Linked DNA regions of Mus musculus: region 2 is linked to region 1. The links are chromatin loops, found by intact Hi-C in ENCODE. Cell type or tissue: left cerebral cortex. All regions are shown on one strand.

The links. A loop is a pair of places that touch in the nucleus more often than their neighbours do. Peaks named below come from ENCODE experiments on the same cell type or tissue, not always from the same donor. Only the 100,000 strongest peaks of a DNase experiment are listed, where the experiment ranks them.
Region 2: a loop joins it to region 1, with 2.2 times the contacts of the local background. A loop is called at or near these places in 2 of 42 quality-filtered maps.

What each region holds. Positions count from the first base shown.
Region 1 is chr3:35,830,665-35,838,664 of GRCm38, reverse strand. It overlaps Atp11b (ATPase, class VI, type 11B), which reads right to left. Exons shown (of 30, transcript NM_029570.4): 22 at 7,154-7,299; 23 at 5,685-5,744; 24 at 4,243-4,370; 25 at 3,288-3,426; 26 at 1,641-1,706; 27 at 1,076-1,179. Among named protein-coding and RNA genes, the nearest start is that of Atp11b, 81 kb to the right of the region's middle. In left cerebral cortex, no CTCF peak of the experiment used is centred here; a DNase peak (open chromatin) is centred at 4,900.
Region 2 is chr3:35,968,332-35,976,331 of GRCm38, reverse strand. It overlaps Mccc1 (methylcrotonoyl-Coenzyme A carboxylase 1 (alpha)), which reads left to right. Exons shown (of 19, transcript NM_023644.4): 12 at 428-537; 13 at 2,042-2,258; 14 at 3,768-3,854; 15 at 7,859-7,908. Among named protein-coding and RNA genes, the nearest start is that of Mccc1os, 28 kb to the left of the region's middle. In left cerebral cortex, CTCF peaks have their summits at 2,563 (motif pointing left) and 3,145 (motif pointing right); DNase peaks (open chromatin) are centred at 339, 2,580, 3,154 and 5,060.

The DNA of each region.
Region 1 (8,000 bases):
AAAAGAATAATAAAGAATAGAGTAATGGAGACTATAGAAATAAAAAAACCAAGAAATAAGTATGTAAAAACTTTTTTTTCTATTGGTTAAAAAACAAACAAAAAATCTGGGCTAATGAGATGGCTTCGCTGGGTAAAGCACACACTGCCCCAGCCTAACAACTTGAGTTCTGTCCCTGGAGCCCAGTAAAGGTAGAATGAGAGAACCAATGCCCTCTGACATCACATATGTGCTGGGGCACAGAGCCTGACACCCCAGCCTCCAGCAACACCACCAGAACAACCTCCTGATTATCCAAATCTCAGAACGAAAGCCCAGCTTTTCTTTATACACACTCAGAAACTCAGATCATGGTATTATGAAGGTATTCTTTTTTCTTTTTTTAAATATCCTAATTGTAAGAAACTATAGGAAAAAATAAAAACAGGGAAAGGTTTACACAAAACAATATACATAAGTGTGTTCTTTAACGATCCTTTCATGGAAGTTGATGATCAACAGATTCGAGTTCTTTGTGCTTACCTTTAGAAAGTTTTGCCCTGGTAAGTGGACCTAAGGTACAATAGACACATGGAATACATATGCTCTCCAAAAAAAAAGAAAAAGTGTCAGTCAACCATCAGGTACTACAGAAAGCTTAGGGAAGGAGGCATGACTTACTAATCTCCCAGAATCCACTAATGAGCTACATTTAATGAAGATGAAGCATACTGTTAACTTTTGAGAGAGATGTTACCAACAAAAAGTTAACAGGTTCTATGACTTACTGCATGAGTGAGTAAGTAATTTAAAACTAATATGGTTAGCATAAAGACCATTTCTATGAAGTCAGACTAACGGTTTGTAGTAAAGCTTTCTTCTGGTTTTACCTTTATGACCAAGAGACTCAGTTTTCATGTAGAAAAATGAGTACAATGGGATTATTGTGAATATATATCAACTCACAAGAATGAACTTATCAGCATAATGTTTTTATAAACTATTATGAGCAGAATTTTGGTCGTCAAGAAGCCAATCACAATAAATGTTCATTATTGTTAAATCAACACAATTAAGACATAGTGTAGCCACTTACCAGAGAATTCCACCATAAAACAAAGAAAATATAAAATAAAATATAATAGATCCCCAGGTAACAAGATGGTTGATCCAAGTCCAGAAATGAGTTTCCAATGCCATCTAAAAAAAAAAAAAGTGCCTTAGAAATATAAAATAAAATAATAGTTTAACTTGTCAATTATAGCTGTTTTTAGCCCTGAGGACTGGTTCCATAGAAGACACAGTATCAATGAAACAGTCTTAGTAGGAAATATTGGAATATTTTCCTTCTGAGGGAAAGCAGTATTGAAATATCATGCGATGACAGACATTACCTCAACTCTATGGCACACACAAAAAAATCCCTGTTATTTTAGATAATATACAGTGAATCCAAATCTCAGTAATTTGTAGCCAAAATCATATGAAGCTTTCCAAAATGATGGACAAGAAGAAAAATTTTACAGCAAAATTTAAATAAATGATTAAAATTTAGCAAGACCATGTACTGTTGAAAAGCCAAAAGGGAAACTATGTCTAGCTAAAAGCTGAAGTAAGATACACAGAACAAGTGCACACAGGTTTCTAATATCATACCATACCTTTACTGTGACTGTAATAACCATGACTGTGAAGACCAAAGTACCAAATGTCCAGTTTCCAAACATCTAAACACAAGGAACAGACTAATACGTTAGTTATCAGCATAGTGTTAACTCCACTATAAGGTAAAAGTAATTTTACTCTTTACAAAAAGTATCTGAATTATTTAAGACAGATATACACATGAACTCTGATTATATTAATAAAGTGACAAGGACAAAAACAATTGAAGCCTTATTGTGATAACTATTCTGAACAATGGCCCTTTGGGTAATATATACAAGCAGAAACATAAAGATGGCTCAGAATGCAGAATGTCTTTATTAAGACTGTTTTTACTTAGGATGATACAGTGTGCTGTTGTATTCCTGTCCCCATGTAAAAATGATAACAACACCTTGCTTGACCTTAGTCATTTTCTGAACTATTTCTAACTAGAAGTTATAGTAAAACATTTGCTACAGTGCATCTAGATAGAAAAATCTAAGTAAACAAAAAAGAAAAAAAATTAAACTTAAAACCAGTATCTGGGGAAAAAAAGACAATGGCCAATGGAACTATCTTGCAAAGGGTTCCATGTAAATACTGCAAGTAGTATCAGGCAGAAGCACTCTTTTGGTCTTTAGAGTACAAACTTATAGTCTATCACACATGCAGAATCCCCCCCAAAATTTCAGATGTTATTTCCATACTAAGATTCTAAGTATGCAGATTTTATGAATTTAACTTACATAGCTCTAAATCTCGACACTCACTTAGAACTTATGTAAAGGCTGATTGCTTTTAATGTCTATGTCTCTATCAGCAATTACCTGACAAATTACTGAAGCTCCCTGACTTTCACACCATTTTAAAAAAAGATTTATTATTATTATTATTATAATACATAAGTACACTATAGCTGATTTCAGACGCGCCAGAAGAGGATGTTGTCATTATGGGTGGTTGTGAGCCACCATGTGGTTGCTGGGATTTGAACTCAGGACCTTCAGAAGAGCAGACAGTGCTCTTCCCCGCTGAGCCATCTCCCCAGCCCTCACATCATTTTTAAAATGATGATAAGTGACATTCAAAGTATGCAGAATGGACAAAGTATCTGGTGTATAAAAGCGAATGGTAAACACACACTGCTTATTAATAATGGAACATCAATTTACATTCCTTTGAGGGTACCTTGCAGATTTCCAAGCAGACTCATATAGAAATCATACTGAATCTATGTTTATTTCTCACTTTTTTAGGTATGCAGACTTGGAAATTCCAAAAATCAATGGCTATCAACTGAAGTCCTGAGTGGCAGTGTTTCAGGGCTACAGCAGCAAGCACTATGATATAAGCAGGCAACTTCAACCCGGAACTGCTAAGACTGTGGGCCTAATCCCGAGGATCTGGTCTCACTTAAGGCAGGCCATGTCCTATTTCCACAGAAAGGAGGGAGGCAGCATTTCGCCTGCATACATCACATCGGGTGCCCTGTTTTGGAGTGAGGGGTGAGCTCATGAAGACCCAACTCTTCCCACTCTGACGTCCCCCTGAACTCAGCGGAGGCAGGGGGCGCTTGGGGGTTGGGCTAAGCAAAAGTGATTTAAGCTTACATTCTTTTCAACATTATTAACGGTTTCAAACATTTGCGAAACATGTTTTACCTGACCATTTCCAAGCAAAGATGTATCCTTCCCCACTAGAAAGTAGGATCCAAAGAAGAAAATGAAGGCATGGCTGAAACCCAGGACGGTCCAGTAAAGAAATGCTTTAATGCTCAAGAGACCGTTTTTACTAATGTCCCTGCAATTAGTTGTAAAAAGAAAAATCAACACATTAGGGTTCATTTTATCTTCTAAACTAATTTAACTAATAATTTATGAATTTTAAGATGGCTAAAAAATATCAGCAAAAAGAACAAACTAAATTTACAAACCTTTCTAATAATAACAAGTATCTTGATAACAGCTCAGAATTCAATAAATTCAAGTATCTTTTCATTTGATAATAACCCATGATACAGGCAGAGTACTTCAGTGTAACTGTGAAAACCTGATTATCTGTCTTACATTCTGTTCTCATTGAGCCACACTGCCAGGATGATCTCTGGTAAGATACAGGCTGGGTTCAGCACCAAGGTTCCTCAGTGTCTTCATTGCAGAAGTTAATTGTGAGGAGGGTAACAGACCTTCCTAGATATTCTGGTAAGGCAGAGCAAGCTTCCCTCACATGACTGGCTGTGTCTGCAACTGGAGCTCTCCAGCCTCCCTGACAATTTATGCCGATCATGGCTTAGTCCTCACAGACTCAACATCTCTAGGATCACCTGGTTGGGAGTTCTGGAAAGAGCAAGAACTACTGTCTTTCACTTGCACTTTACTTTAATTGGCACTCATAAATTATGTAATATGAAAATATAAACTAACTTTTAAAGAAGCTCTAGATGCTAGTAACAACTGAATAACTACTCTTGTGTACAACAGTTTAAGGACAGAAGTGCTTATTCCTAAAAACACTGGAAATTTACTGAGAATTTCTCTTTAACATTGAAAAACTTTAACCCATCCAACAACTATGCTTTACACTACCTAGACATATCCACTAATAGACGATACGTACCGATAGAGGGTAGGCTTGCTCTGTAATACGTGTGGGTCTATATGTTGTTCCACAAGACTATATATGAGAACAGGTAGGGAAGTAAAACAGATATTGTATAAAGTCAGGTACACGCTGTCATACAGTGTCTAAAAAGAGAATAGATTGGAGAAAATTTGAGATTCTAGATTATATATTCTATTGTATACATAGTAATGGGAAAATATTAAAAATAAGTACCTTAATTTTTCAATTTATACCAAAATCCCTTTATAAGAATTTCAATTAATAAACATGTTTTGTTTTAGAATAGAACATATACTATTCCTAGAGCTATGTTGTCTGGGGGACTGAACGTTTTTTTCAGTGTAGTAAACTGGATTTCCATCTCAAGACTCTTAAGTTGGTCAGGGTGGCACAGGTTAACAGTTCTCCTCCATGCATCCTGGGTTCCTAGGTAGGTCTCTGAGGTACACCCCCTACCCCCACCTTCCATCTTCTATACAGCTTACAGTATGGAAACCTCTCTTTTTCCATAGAAGCTATTTTTTTTTTTGAATGGCTAAGTCCTTGGTGCCATCATCGTCCTCTCAAGTGTAGCAGCTGGTATGGCTGCTACGAATGCTTCATATTTATAGCTTTTGTCTCAGGTCATCACTATGCTGAGGGGGCTTTGTCAACCTCACACAAATCAGACATGGGAGAAGAAGAACATTTTTAGAATTACACCTACATGCCAGAAAGGGCATCAGATCCCTTTATAGATGGTCATGAGCCACCATGTGGTTGATGGGAACTGAATTCAGGACCTCTTGAAGAGCAGCCACTGTGTTTTACTTCTGAGCCATCTCACCCCCCCCCCCCCCCCAGAGAAAAGGGAACCTTATTATAGAAAATGCCTCCATACTCTTGGCCAGTAGTCAGTCTATGGATAATGCCTGATTAATGATGCAGGCCACTGTGTATCGTGCCATCCCTGGGCAGGTGTTTCTGGGTTTTATAAGGAAGCAGGCAGAGCAAACCATGAGTGAACAAGCCAAGAAACAGTGCCTACGCGTCACATCTTTGCCACCAGTGGAAATTTAACCCCATAAGCCACTTGGGGAGTAGAGGCAAGAGGACCAGTTCAAAATCATCCTGACTGCACCATAGGAGGAAATCACCCTGGCTGCACCCCTGACTGCACCATAGGAGGAAAGCACAAACTCCGTAAAACCTTCATGAACACACAAATCAAGAGTTAATGATTTAATGTCAATTTGAAAAGTCCACAATTAACATATATTTTGGTATTAATAGTAATCACAAATTAAAGCCAGAATAAATATTATGAATGCTAGGTGGATTAAGTAACTATACCTAGTTACTTGCAGGACAAAGGAAAATGAAGTCTGTTTAAATACTTGTTAAGACTTGAACACATTAACTTTCTGAATGGACAAACACAAGCCTGTTTTACTTACTTGTTGAGAAAACAAACAGTAGAACTGATATAAAAACTGGGGTGTGATAAAGCACACATTCTGGAAAAGAAGATGGGAAGGGATTCAAACAGTGATGACCACAGAGACAGAGATCTTAAATGGTTACAAATGCCTAGAAAGAATGTCTTAGCTGACACCTACTTTAAGATGCATTTTCCCTAAGGACACACTCACGTAAAGTGAGAACACAGAATTCTCTCATTTTATTAAATCATGTCTAGAAGCTACTTAGAGAATCATACAGATATTATAATGAAAGTTCTCAGTTTCCATCAGTCCTAAGCAATGAAAGTTCTATTTAAACTCTTAGTCCATAATATCATAGATATTATATGTAACAGCTGCTTGAATTTCAGGACTATAAGAATTTTATACTGCCAAACTATTTAAAGCATAAAGTGGAACTAGCAGAGGATCTTACTGTCTTGGTATTTCTCATATGACAAGTGAAGCAAGAACAAGGTAGAAGAGCACTGTCCACACCTGTCTATAGTAACCATCAGTCTACTCTCATCACAGGCGAAAGCCAGAACAATAGGCTAGAAGAAAACGGTCATATCCGTTTATGGTGATATACATAGTTGTGTCTATCATCTTACAACTATTAATTACAGGAACACACACAACAAGAGATATTCTGGTATGGTAAATGTTTATTAGCAGAGACACAAAACATGGATTCACTGAATCCCACCTTCCTTAAAAGGGTTCTAATGAGAGAATGGTGTTTCAGCATTACCATCTGTTTTATCATATAAAGAACCCTCCATAACTGAGAGGCCCGTGCAGTTACTACCACAGGACCACCCTTAAAACCAAAAAGGATTAAGGACTCTGCTATAAATTCATGAAATTAGGTTTAATTACAGGTATTACTAAGCAAACATAAAATAGCTTTAAGGAAATTAAATTTATTGTAGCTAAATTTGCACAAAATAATAAAATTTAAGTATAAATTTTGATGCTTGATAAATTTATAAACCATAAGATTAGAGAACTTTCCCAAAAAGCAGATGTTTGTGTGCTCTCCTGCTTTTGACATTTACTTCCTATGTATGTGAGAGAGACAGGGCTGCTGAGTGGAGACTGAGAGTGAGCAAGTCTACATCCTGGCACGTATGTGAAAGCCAGAGGACAACTTACAGTCGCTCTCTCCTTCTATTGTGGAGTTCTCTCTCATGGGGTCCTAGGTTTGAATTCATGGTGTCAGGCTTATTTGCAATGAACCCTTTCATTGACCCAGAAATTCTTTTGTGGCCTTTTTAAGCAATCCTATCACGTTGTGTCCAGTGGCAACCACTGTCTACCAGCAATAAATTTATTTATAAAATAGTTATTTTTGTTTAAAGAAACTATTTTAAGAATAATTTGAATATTTGTAATATTCTTAAATTGGAATTTCAAGTTAAAATATCAATAATTGATTCTTATAATACAACAAAACTTACCTTATAAAAAAAATACTGTACAAGGGTAGCTATTCTAATATAATAAAAATGACCGTGAACAAAAAGTAATTTGGAGAGAAATTTAAATCTAGCTATTGCATAGTCACTGTTTCTTGCAGCTTGTCTTCCCTCTTTACCCATGATTCCTGCAATAAAGATGAGAAGGAATGTTCACTAATAATCAAAGTGTAATTTTTACAATATATATAGCACTCTGATCTATTTATAGTTGCTATAGCTGCACTTAGGCACTAAATTCTAATAGACAGCAGTTAGCAGCTATCTAAAAAGGCTATTCTATTTAAACATGCTTAATATAAAAGCTAACTACATACTAGACATGTAAAATTTTAAGGACGCAGAAGACAGCAAGTATAACATAACCCTGACATGCTCAGCTCTAGCCGCGGCATCATCAGCCATGCACTGATGAGCATAAAGCGCTTTAGTGAGCATAAAGCCTTTAGTGCGCAAACGGCTCCAGGACGCCTTCACTCACTCACCAGGTGAGTGATTCTAAAGAGACTCAAATTCAGGAATTTCAACACAACAAAAAATAAGCACATTTTTTTTTAACAACTTTAAGCTGTGGTGTATAAGCAGTATTTTTAAAGTAAATAGATTTCTATAAATTTTCAATGGATTAGAAAAATACGTAAAAATTGTACACCCTGAAAACAATTTACCACTTTATCTGGAAAATAAAAGTCATCTTAAAAAAAACCCCACCTACTTTCATAACATTTTATTTATATTTTAAATTACAACTGACCATAATAAATGATATAACAAGTAGCCATGACGGTGTGTGTGTGTGTGTGTGTGTGTGTGTGTGTGTGTAGGACTG
Region 2 (8,000 bases), 140 kb before region 1:
TTGCACATTATTTATCTAATTACTTTGTGGGTTGGGCAGGTTGGTGTATGTGGGCCCAGAGGATTGAAGGCTTGAAAGCTCAGAATGGAAATAAGTTTAACAAGAGAGGGTTGGACTTTGCCTTGACCTCCGAACAGAGAAAGGAAAAAAAAAAAGGCTGAAGAAAGCCAGCCTTTGTGTCACTGCATAATATGTGTCACATGAGAAAGTCTGGTACTCTCAGTGACTAATCCCTGTTAGATTTTAGACAAGTTTTTAAATCCCTCTTGAGTCATGGTTTCCTCGAAAATAAAATGGTGCCGAGGGCACCTGCCATGCAGGGATTGGGGAGGGCTGGGCGTGAGGTGACAGGAAGCACATCTTGCTCAGCTTTGCTTCAATCCTCAGAGATCTGATTTTGACAGCTTACAGTGCCTCTTGATTCCAGGAGATGAAGTCTCGGTGCATTACGATCCCATGATCGCAAAGCTCGTTGTGTGGGCCTCAGACCGCCAGTCAGCCCTGTCGAAGCTGAGGTACTGCCTTCATCAGTACAACGTGAGTGAGCTGAGGCCAGAGGCCTGATGTTAGCACCTCAGCCCTACGTTCCTGTGTGTCAGACACACGCAGTTCTTCAGGGGGCAGTTCTCCAAGACCAGTGTGTGCGGGCTTTGAGCGCTTCTTTATTTCAGTTGGAAAACAAAGGATCGTAGAGATAAAACCAGTAATGTCCCCACTGCGTTCCAGTGAAGTCCCAGTCATCTGTGAATAAGCCAACTATAGGAATGAGTCTAATCAGTGTTCTTTAAAAAACATTTGAAGCCGGGCGTGGTGGCAACACCTTTAATTCCCAGCACTCGGGAGGCAAAGGCAGGCGGATTTCTGAGTTCGAGGTCAGCCTGTTCTACAAAGTGAGTTCTAGGACAGCCAGGGCTACACAGAGAAACCCTGTCTTGAAAAACCACAAAAAAAAAAACAAAAAAAAACAAAAACAAAAACAAAACATTTGATCTTCATTTTCAGCCATGGATCAGAGGTGGGTTTTTTGTTGTTTTTGTTTTCTGGTTTTGTTTTTTTTTTGTCTTTTGGGTTTTTTTTTTTTTTTTTTTTGTATCACATTAATTTTTGTGGTACATAAGTTCCAACCACCTTAACTTCATTCACTTCATGGAAGAATTTATAACACATAATTTAAAAATTATCCTGTTTGATTTATCCATGTAAAAGCTGCAATTTCTAAGGCTCTATCACTGTGGCCACACCTGCAGTTCCTTCAGTGGGTCAATGTGGAGAAGCGCTCTTGTTTCCCTTTTAGTCCATCCTCACCCCATCCATCCTGTGTGCTGACTGTCCTCGGTCAGCTTCCTCAGGGTTCATTGTCCCATTCAGAACAGGACACTGTATGTTCTCTGTCACCTCAGCCAGTCTCAGCCTCGGTCAGGGCCCTGTGAAGGCAGGGGCTGCATCTGTGTTGCCTCTCACTGTCCCCAGAGGCTGTGTCAGAACCTGGCACCGACAGCAGCTCAGGGAATGAAGTAGGAGGGTGGCTGGGTGAGCCGATGCATGAACCCAACGCCATCGCTACCTCCATCTTTAGTCCTTTTACTTTGAGGAGAGAATTCAAGATGGTATTGCTCTTTATTTTTTTGTTTAATTTTTATATCCATATCTAAACCTTGGGTTTCAGCTGGAAGGCGACTTCTCTCAGGCTGCTTACTCTTGTTCCCTCTCCAGCATCACGATCCTTCCTGCTGCATTTGCGGGCATCCTATTTTGTGGAATGCTCTAAATGAAAATCTGGTCTCTTGCAAATATATCTCATGTCTGGTTTTTTAACTTTCATCATTTTCCCAGCATAAGCCAGTTAACCCCCTTCCTGCGGTACTATGTCCTATAGCCTGTTTCTCTTGTGAAGCCACATTTTGAAGTGTAGGTCCAGATGTGCAATGATCGATCGCCTTTCTGCACGTGACACCTTGGTAGGTCATAGAGCGGACGGACGCCTTCCTGAATGTGTTGTCCTCTATGCTCAGCAGGGCCCTGGGTTTGCTTCTCTTCCCAGATTGTCGGCTTGCGCAGCAACGTGGACTTCCTGCTCCGGCTCTCCGGCCACCCAGAGTTTGAGGCTGGGAACGTGCACACGGACTTCATCCCTCAGCACCACAAGGACCTGCTGCCGAGTCACAGCACTATAGCCAAAGAGTCTGTGTGCCAGGCAGCTCTGGGGCTCATCCTCAAAGAGAAAGAAATGACCAGCGCTTTTAAACTCCACACTCAAGGTACCGAGCGCGCCTTTCTTCCCTGGCCGTGTTCTCTGACTCAGCAAGAAACGCGCTTCTGTTTCTGTGACGTTCTTGCCTCTCCAGCCTCCAGGGACTGATTATTTTCTGAAGATGTTTTGGGGGTTTTTCTTTTTGTCTTTCTTTCTTGTGTGTGTGTCTGTTATAAAAGAAACATTCATATATCCTGAGTACATAAGCATACGTGCATATATCACAAGTGTACACATAAGCACTTGCTCCATGAATGCCTAGCATTGCAGAAATGGGTCTCTGCAATCGCTCGTTCCTTCTGTATCTCATGGTGACCTCTGCTGGCCGTGTGCATTCATTACTCCTGTGGCTTGCTTCACCATACCTGCCCTACCTACCGCAGTGCCCTTGGTCGAAGGATGGAACATTGGAGAATCAGACTCCTAAGCGTGAGCCACACTTCATTGTTAAGTTTCTTCTTCCCCTGTGTTTCCATCTTGTGATTGAATTTCTGTCTGAATGGAAGTTTGGGCCCTTCAGGGTGTCAGAGGATGCACCGCGGGAAGATTGTCATGGTTTGCACACAAAGGCTCCTTCTCCAGCATGCTCTCAATGGTTTCCCAACTTCTGGCATCAGTTACCTCAGAGGATGGCTTACAGCTTCAGTCAGCTGTGCACTGAAAGGTCTCTCCCTCTAAACTAATAAAACAGAGACTCTCTCTCTCTCTCTCTCTCTCTCTGAAACCCACCCCACAGTATTTACTCAGGATAATGCCGAGCATTGGAGTAAACATAATTCTTAAATCTACTTATTTTTTTGTTATTAGAATCATAATTTTTTGTTTTATTTTCTCTGTATGCGGATTTTGCCTGCATCTAGGTCTGTGCTTTATATGCATGCAGTGCCTATGGAAGCCAGAAGAGGGCATCATATACCCTAGCACTGGACCTATGGATGGTTGTAAACCTCCATCTATCTGGGAGTTGGAAGAGCAGCTCCTGCCGTTAGCCATTAAGCCATCCATCTCTTTAGCCCCAAGATTATTATATATGCTCCTGCTTCCTATCAATAACAACAGGGTTCAATTGTTCGCATCTTTGATTTTTAGCTTTATTCATAGTCTTTCTATCGAAAGTGTAAAGAATATAACTGCGTCTTTAGGTTTGTAAAGTGTCACAGTTACAGGCTTCACACTCAATGGCTTCGGTTTAGTTGTACCACAGCCTCTGGGTTGTGCCCAGCAGAGCTTGTATGCGCAGCACGAGGAGCTGGGCCAGTGACACAGAGGCACAGCGAAAGGGAGACCTCTGTGCCACCAGAGGACAAGGGCTGAGTCGCAGATACTCATCTTCCAGAGAAGCTGGGACTTCTCAGATAAAAGTCTCTGAGACACAAGTGGAAGCAACTAGCTTACTTACGAAGTAGAGCACACATCTGAGCTGCCAACCAAGGACCCGTGGGTTACATTCACCTTTGTACATGTTTGGGGGGCTTGATACTTGTAATTTTGTTGTTGTATTTTAAATCTTTTCTAGATCAATTCTCTCCGTTTTCATTCAGCAGTGGGAGAAGACTGAATATCTCTTACACCAGGAACATGACTCTGAGAAGTGGTAAAAGTGGTGAGTGACGTCTTATTACGAGAGGAATGCAGAGTGCAGCGACACAGCGTGTTAACCCAAGCACAGTCAGCTCGGGGTTTTTAAGTGGCTCAAGTAGGGCCATGGGATCAACCCTGCACATATTTTCCCTGCTTTTGGGTGTTTAAGTATCCTGAAAATAAGCCATAAGACATACCTAGCAGACAGTGGAAATGAAATATGGCCAACTGTCACTGAGGAGACTAGGGTGTGTGATTTTAGGCAAGGTCTTTCTTTGTACGTTATTTTTCCGCCTGCTCTAAGACAGATGGTCGCCACTATTCACGCAGGACTTTGAGATCCAGGTGGAGTGGGTCACTGAAGAGCTGTCATCCAGTGTATGTTCAGTCACCTGAGTGTTTATCTTCACTTGAGCGTCACAAGAGAATGAGGGAGTCACTGCTCACGTGTAGATGCGGAAGCACAGAGAGCAGGGTGACTTGCTAAGGCCAGTCGGCACAGAGCATTATGGATAGCCACTCCTTTTGATAACCACTCCAGGCTTCTCTAACACTTTGGCTCGGTGGCTTTGGTTTTGGTTTTTAACTGTATTCTGGTTTGAGAAGGCTCAATGTAAAGACTGACGTTTTAACTAAAGCTAGAGGACACTGGCACCTAAGCCAGAAGATAGTTAATGAGTGTGAGCAGGCAGGATACAGAGGGTCAGAGCGCCGTAAGAGCCAGTGACTGTCCCTTCTGCTACAGGACAGAGTGCGTGAGATGCCAGAGTGGGTGAAGTATGCCGGATATGAGGATGTCAGGGATACCTGAGCCAAGGCAGCTCTCGTACCAGTTAGAGCAGCTCCCTGCCAGCATCAGCCACCCTTTCTCTGAGCGGAACAGGGCCTTCTTGACTCTTGAGATGACAGACATCATTCCTGTGCAGCAAATGCATCCTTCACAAAGTGACTGCGTTGTAACTAGAGCCTAGATGGACATTACTAGAAATACACCGGGTGGTCTCCAAGGACGGTTGCAAATGCCCCTCCACTCCATAGCACAAGTGGGTAACTTGTCCTGCATCTTGGGCTGGAATGTTTATTCGTACTGTCCTACAAAGCAGTCTCCAGAGTCAGAGAATGTCTCATTAGCCGCCTCCGTGTGCCGAGTGCACGTATCAGAGGCAGGGAAATTTGCAGGGCGCTCTGCAACCTAAATTAAACAGAAAAATCACATGTGCCACGGAAATTCAGATGAGCCAAATATGCTATCTGGCATGGGTTTTCATTAAACCACTGAGCGCTCTTTTGAATTGTACTGGATTTTCTTAGAATGAAGAACATTTTAATTTAAAAACGAATGAGTGCACAGTTGCAAAGCTGCCGTGATTGCTGCTCACCATATACACTTTTCTTCTCTTACGCTGTTCCACAAAGATGCTCTGATTCTGAATATAACTCCCTGGAAGTGTTCTAGGGAGTCCTGGCAAACAGCTAATGAGCAGTAACCAGGGGAGTATCCCAGACACGAAGCCCGGGGCCTTTATGATCTCACGTAGGACCAGTCTTCAGTCTTCTCAAGGAAAATGACCATGTGCTTCAGTGCTGTGTTTATAACTTGAATCTTTTATATATTATTTTGTTACTGGTGACCATTTTGTTAGAACTGTGAGTTGGCCCTCAATAGTAATAACAGCCCAAATTTATTCAAGGCTTACAGAGACAATATTAAACATTTTCCAGAGGCTGTCTCATTTGCATTTTTCAGAGCAGGCCAATAAGATTCATGCTGTTAGTAACCACCTTTATTTTCAACAACTAATTGTTCTTAACCAAGGTCAAAGTTCCGATATCAGTACTTTTCCAAAGGTCATACAAAACTAATTGCAGCCCGGGCTTGACCCCATCTCCCAGGAATGCATGCTTACATAACACTACACCCACTAAATTTCCATGCCTTATTGAATGTGTACCGAGCTGTTTAATAGTCTCCAGTGGGAAACAAAAATATCTGGGAAGGGAATCACAGTTTCATGCTGTGAAATTACAGTCAGATCTCCGCTGTAATTCTACTGGCATTACTGTTACTTAAACACTTTTACTGTTTTGTAATTGAAAAACATGATCTGGTATATTGAAGACATTTTTCTCCTTAAAAAAATTAGTATTTATACTACACAGAGTGGAGAATTTTCACCTACCCAGTGTAAAACCTCTGAAAACAGCTGTGGTGATAGATGGCGGAAAGAGCAAACTAGTTTCTGTCCTCTCCCCTTGAGTGCACGTGCGTGTGTTATTCAGCTATTAGGAAGTGTATTCGGTTGGAATGTGGGTATTGTAGTATGTGAAGGTACCAGCCATAGGGTTAATAGAATTCATTTGTGAATAGTTTCAGTTTTGTAGGTTTTTTTAATTTCATTTTATTTTTAACTTATTTTTTACACTCCATGCCCATTTCCTGCCTTCCCACCCACCCTCCAACATCTCACACTCCTCCCCACCCACCTGTCTTCATGTGGAAGTCCCCATCCCCCACCCCACCTGACCTCTAAACTCCCTGGGGCCTCCAGTCTCTTGAAGGTTAGGTGCATCATCTCTGAATGAACACAGACCTGAAAGTCCTCTAACGTATGTGTGTTGGGGGCCTCATATCAGCTGCTGTATGCTATTTGGTGGTCCAGTGTTTGAGAGATCTCGAGGGTCCAGATTAATTGAGAATGCTGGTCCTCCTACAGAATCGCCCTTCTCCTCAGCTTCTTTCAGCTTTCTTGGTATGCAGAGGGAATCATGATTGTTTTATAGGTAGAAATATAGAAATGTGCTAAACAGTGAGTTCAAAAGACCTAGGCAGACACTTCCCAAGGATATGTCACATAAATAAGGTGTGGCCTCCCATGGTGGTGTGAGGAGCATGGGGCAAAGAAGCCCGTGGGGCTATCAGGTGGTCCATTTTCCCATTTGGCTGTTAACTGAGCCACACAGAGGGGAAATACAGGAAACTCTGGTGGGAGGCTGAGCCCTTGTTCCTAGGACAGTAATTTGAATAAGGAACTGGACGGGTTGAGATGGGAAGCAGGGAGGGCCCAGAAGACGTTGTCAGAGCCTGTCAGCCTTGGTCATTCCAGTAGAACACCAGCAAGGGAAGGAAGAGACTCGTAAGACAGGTTTTGGAAGGAAAGAACTTGGCTGCCAGGTGCTGCCCACTGGACATCAGGCGAGAAAAAGGGCTTTAACCTGGATGGTGGAGAATAGCCGTGCCAGTATGGAGCTTGTGAGGCAGGAGGGACAGCAGTGGCCTACCATGTTCATCACAAGATGTCAGCAGCATTCAGTTGGGCATAACTAGCCAGGGTTGTGGAGAAGATCAAGATTAAAAACATTCAAGTTGGAAGCATCCAGATGATGGCCAAGACTTCAGGAGTTCATCAAGTGGTGGTAACTTGCATAACTCTGGTCACAAAAATATTTGCTGCTGGAGATTGAGCCCAGGGCCTTGCAGAAACTACAGGAGAACACCTATATAAAACTTGTGATTTCCAACTTGGAGAATAGTCTTCTTCAATTCCATATTCATGCGTGGCATGAATCATCTCATATATTCTTATGATCTGTTACTGTTTTAAAGAGCCTCACATTTACTTCATTATTACATTCCCACACCCATTTAGTGGCTGGCAAGTGAAGGCACATAGAAACAATTACTTAGCCAAGGCCACAGCAGTAAGGAGGTGGTAGATTTGGGTCTCAAACCAGACCTTCTCCTTCTAGTTGATCGCTCTTTCTGCACTCTCGCTGTAGCTTTTGTGTGCAGGTAAAAATGTGTGGAATATTAAAAGTCCATTTTCAAAAGAGAAAGGTTTGCTAAGCTGTCTGTACTGAGCCCAGTCAGAGACTTTGCTAACAAAAGCATTGTGTCTGCGGGAGTTAAGATGTCACCTTTTCTTTGAATAGCTGCCTAAGGTTGAGAGGGAGAATTGGGTCATCTCCATTGTTACATAATGTTTTCTCTCTTTTTTTTTTTCTTCAATTTCTCCCTTGTCCTTAAAGATATAGTCATAGCTGTGACGTATAACCGCGATGGGTCATATGATATGCAGGTAAGCCTTGTTGGTTCTGGACTGTGGCTCAGAGCCAAATCCTATCTCCCTCTTCCTGAGTAGGGTCAGTTTTCCTTCTCAACATGCCTGTA